2 separate regions of the Homo sapiens genome follow, and region 2 is linked to region 1. A link is an interaction called in ENCODE POLR2A ChIA-PET data of the cell type or tissue named here. Cell type or tissue: A673. All regions are shown on one strand.

What was found. Peaks named below come from ENCODE experiments on the same cell type or tissue, not always from the same donor. Only the 100,000 strongest peaks of a DNase experiment are listed, where the experiment ranks them.
Region 2: POLR2A ChIA-PET joins it to region 1 with 5 read pairs; 4 of 35 experiments call an interaction of 5 or more read pairs at or near these places.

Annotation. Positions count from the first base shown.
Region 1 is chr17:59,092,718-59,095,217 of GRCh38, forward strand. All of the region lies in intron 2 of TRIM37 (tripartite motif containing 37), which reads right to left. Among named protein-coding and RNA genes, the nearest start is that of TRIM37, 13 kb to the right of the region's middle. In A673, no CTCF peak of the experiment used is centred here; a DNase peak (open chromatin) is centred at 1,084; H3K27ac peaks cover 843 bases.
Region 2 is chr17:58,683,533-58,686,032 of GRCh38, forward strand. The region is part of intron 1 of TEX14 (testis expressed 14, intercellular bridge forming factor); the gene reads right to left. The region is part of intron 1 of IGBP1C (IGBP1 family member C); the gene reads right to left. Among named protein-coding and RNA genes, the nearest start is that of IGBP1C, 7.3 kb to the right of the region's middle. In A673, no CTCF peak of the experiment used is centred here; no DNase peak of the experiment used is centred here.

The sequences.
Region 1 (2,500 bases):
TATCTCTTTCTACTTTTTAAAATGAACATGAGCTTTAACTTGATGCCAAATAATTAACTTAGAAATAAAATTCCCAAGGAAACCTTAAAGGACAGTAAAAGACTTAAAATGATAGCAAGCAAGGTACTTCAGAGCAAAGAAAATAAAGCTGAAAGAAAAAGCATACAGAGCACGCCTGTAATCCCAGCACTTTGGGAGGCTGAGGCGGGTGGATCACGAGGTCAGGAGTTCGAGACCAGCCTGGCCAACATAGTGAAATCCCGTCTCTACTAAAAATACAAATTGAGCCAGGTGTGGTGGCATGAGCATGTAGTCCCAGCTACTCAGGAGGCTGAGGCAGGAGAACTGCTTGAACCCAGGAGGTGGAGGCTGCAGGGAGCCGAGACAGCGCCACGGCACTACAGCCTGTGTAACAGAGCATGATTCTGTCTCAAAAAATAAAATAAAAATAAAATAAAAAGCCTATGGAAAAGGATTCCTCCATTCTTAATAACCTTGAACATTATTATTACCTTGGTCCCTAGGCAAAAACGAAATTTGGGTCAGGTTTCTTCCCCTGAAACAATGGCATGACCATGCCACTCTTCTGTTAAAGTCACAGCTCCTCTCCAGAACTGGTCTCATGAACTCCTCTCCAGAACTGGCCCTATAACCCAGCAAGGTAATGTCTTTACATGTTTCCTCTCTCTGCCTAAGATATTCTTCAAAACCTTTCTTCATCTGGGTTACTCCTACTCATTGTTTAGATTTCAGTTCATAAGTTGCTTTCTCCAAAAAGCTTTCCCTGACACTCTGCAGACTATTTTAGATACAATTGCCATGCTCTACCACAGCAACCTACACTTCCCCCTTCAGATACTTTATTACGACGACTTATTTGTTGGTCTCCTTTGCCCTGCTAGACTATAAAACTTATAAAGACTGGGACTATGATAGGGAGTAACCAGATCGTATTTTAAATGTCTCCCTCCCTCCCAGTCAAAACAGGCTTACTGCTGCACTATATAACACTGTCGATATATCTGTGCATTTGCTTATATGGTCCCTCCCTCCATATCCCGTCTCATAGAAATGTCACTGGATCATGTCCATAAAATTTCCTGCCTTTCCCAGGCTATAGTGAGTTTTACATTCTCTGAATATTTGTGGTATTTTTATCTTGTATTCCACAATCTAATTTATTTATTTATTTTTTGAGACAGAGTCTCACTCCCTCCCCCAGGCTTGAGTGCAGTGGTGCAATCTCAACTCACTGCAACCTCTGCCTCCCGGGTTCAAGCAATTCTCATGCCTCAGCCTCTCAAGCAGCTGGGATTACAGGCATGCGACGCCACACCCAGATGGTTTTCGTATTTTTATTAGAGATGGGGTTTTCCCACGTTGGCCAGGCTAGTCTCCAACTCTGACCTCAAGTGATCTGCCCGCCTGGGCCTCCCAAAGTGCTGGGATTACAGGCATACAGGCATGAAATTGCTCAGCCTCCACAATCTAATTTAATTACAAAATAAATATGACAATGTTAATACTTTGAGAAAAGCAATGTTTCTCTCAAACCAAAACCAAAGAACCAGTGGTACAATATTAATGCATAATATTAAACAAATATCTTTAGAGCATTCCCCCTCATTCAATTAAAAAATCATAAACATAAAATAAAATTAAAATTAAAAATTATTTTCTCTCCTTCATTAAACTGGAAGAATCACAAGCTTTAGAAAGTATTCAGATCTGTGTCTGATTCCCAGCTCTGGCACTTATGGACCACATGACATTGGACAAGTGACTGAGCTCGTCTCCTCATATGCAACAAGAGAATCAACATATCTACCCTGCAAAACCGCTCTAAGGGTTAGAGAGAAGCTGTTAGCAATATATACTAAGTATCTAAGATAATCTTAAAAAAAAAACAAACTGGCTGCTAACATTTATAGTTCAATTACTACTGGATGTGAGGAAAAAGGAAGATTAAGGTGAGCTAGGTTTTTGGATAAAAAACTGGGTTCCTGACTGGAAAAGAAACAGATTTGGCATGGTGAAAAACAAAAACAAAAACAAAAACAAAACAAAAAAAAACCTCTTATAGAGACGATATATTTCAGATGCATACTACAAGTCCAAATGAAGGTAGTTAGATACTGGAGGCAGAGAAAAGGCCAGGACTGAAAAGATAAAGTTGGGAAGTTTAAGTCTAGAGGTAGTGTTAAAAGTCATGGACCAGTCGGGTGTGGTGGCTCACACCTTTAATCCCAGCACTTTGGCAGGCCAAGGTGGGAGGATTGCTTAAGGCCAGGAGCTCCAGATCAGCCTGGGTCACATAGCAAGATACCATCTCTACAATAAATTTAAAAATTAGCCGGGCATGGTGGACACGCCTGTAGTCCCAGCTACTCCTCAGGAGGCTGAGGTGGGAGGATCAACTGAGTCCAGAGGTCAGGGCTGCAGTGAGCCATGATCATGCCACTGTCTCTAGCCTGGATGACAGAGCAAGACTCGGTCTCTT
Region 2 (2,500 bases), 410 kb before region 1:
CAGGCGGATAACCTGAGGTCAGGAGTTCAAGACCAGCCTGGTCAACATGGTGAAAACCTGTCTCTACTAAAAATACAAAAATTAGCCAGGCATAGTGGCTCACGCCCGTAATCCCAGCTACTCGGGAGGCTGAGGCAGGAGAATTGCTTGAACCCGGAAGGCGGGGTCTGCAGTGAGCTGAGACTGCGCCACTGCACTCCAGCCTGGGCGACAGAGCAAGACTCCAGCTCAAAAAAAAAAAAAGAGAGACTTGGTCAGGTGGAGTGGTTCCCGCCTGTAATCCCAGCACTTTGGGAGGCTGAGGCGGGCGGATCACAAGGTCAAGATATCAAGACTATCCTGGCCAACATGATGAAACCCCATCTCTACTAAAAATACAAAAATTAGCTGGGCGTGGTGGTGCATCCCTGTCATCCCAGCTACTCGGGAGGCTGAGGCAGAAGAACTGCTTGAACCCGAGAGACGGAGGTTGCAGTGAGCCGAGATGGTGCCACTGCACTCCAGCCTGGCTACAGAGCGATAGGACCTACATATATAAAAGTATACGATAAAGGTAACATTTCATATAGAAGGGGAAGGAACTGATTATTTCAAAGACTGCTCAGAAAATTAGGTCACAACTGGAAAGAAAAAAAAATGCTTCCGCCCGGCATGGTGACTCACGTGAGCCTATAATCCCAGCACTTTGGGAGGCCTTGGCGGGTGGATCACCTGAGGTCAGGAGCATGAGACCAGCCTGACCAATATGATGAAACCCCATCTCTACTAAAAATACAAAAATTAGTGAGGCATGGTGGTGGGTGCCTGTAATCCCAGCTATCTGGGAGGCTGATACAGGAGAATCGCTTGAACACGGGAGGCGGAGGTTGGAGTGAGCTGAGATCACACCATTGCACTCCAGCCTGGGCAACAAGAGCGAAACTCCGTCCCAAAAAAAAAAAAAATTGCTTCCATATTAGCCGGGCATGGTGACACGTGCCTGTTCCCAGCTACTCTGGAGGCTGAGGCAGGAGAATCACTTGAACCAGGGAGGCAGTGGTGGCAGTGAGAAGATCGTGCCACTGCACTCCAGCCTGGGCGACAGTGAGACCCTGTCTCAAATAAATAAATAAATAAATAAATAAATAAATAAATAAATAAATAAATAAAAAGCTTTCTTCCTCCTACCACTTATTTTTTAAAAACTCATATAGATTAATAGGGAGGCAGAGGTGGGCAGATCACCTGAGGTCAGGAGTTCGAGATCAGCCTGGCCAATATGGCAAAACCCTGTCTCCACTAAAAAATACAAAAATTAGCTGGGCGTGGTGTCTCACACCTGTAATCTCAGCTACTCAAGAGGCTGTGGCATAAGAATTGCTTGAACCCTCAAGACAGAGGTTGCAGCAAGCAGAAATCATGCCTAGGTGACAGAGCAAAACTCAGTCCCCCAAAAAATCATATAAATAGTCAAATGTTGAAGGAATGGATGGTTAGAAAATAAAATTAAAAATTAAAAAAGATTCAAATGTAGATCTAAACCATATGTAGAAATAATACGAATGAAAAATCCATTTATAATTTTGTATAGACCTTCTAAACATGTTACCAAAGTCAGAATACAAAAATTGAATACATTAGATTTGGCCTAGTTTTGAAGGACCTGTTTTGAAGCACGTTGGGAGGCCGAGGTGGGTGGATCACCTGAGGTCAGGAGTTCAAGATCAGCCTGGCCAACATGGTGAAACACCGTCTCTACTAAAAAAATACAAAAATTAGCTGAGTGTGGTGGTGCACACCTGTAATCCCAGCTACTCAGGAGGCTGAGGCAGGACAATCGCTTGAACGTGGGAGGTGGAGGTTGCAGTGAGCCGAGATCACACCACCGCACTCCAGCCTGGGCAGCAGAGTAAGACTCGGTGTCAAAAAAAAAAAAAAAGAATGTCAGATTTGACAGATAAATAGTAGTTAATTAGGTGAAGGAGGGAGAGGTAATATTATAGACATATGCAAACACTGTTGAGGGATGAGGTCTAGCACACACAAGGAACTAAGAAAAGGCCAAAGTAGCAGGAGTATAGGAAGCAAATGGGAAAGAGGAAAAGGAAGAAGGTAAAGAGGAAAAACAGGGGCCAAAACATGCAAGCTTTTTTTAAGCCTTATTAAGAAATTTGGTCTTTATCCTAAGAGCAAAATAAGGCGAGGTGCGGTGCCTCATGCCTGTAATCCCAGCAGTTTGGGAGGCTGAGGTGGGTGGATCACCTGAGGTCAGGAGTTCAAGATCAGCCTGGCCAACATGGTGAAACACCATCTCTACTAAAAAAAATACAAAAATTAGCTGGGTGTGGTGGTGTGCACCTGTAATCCCAGCTACTCAGGAGGTTGAGGCAGGACAATCGCCTGAACATGGGAGGTGGAGGTTGCAGTGAGCCGAGATCACACCACCGCACTCCAGCCTGGGCGACAGGGCAAGACTCTGTCTCACAAAAAAAAAAAAAAAAAAAAGATCAAAATAAGGAGT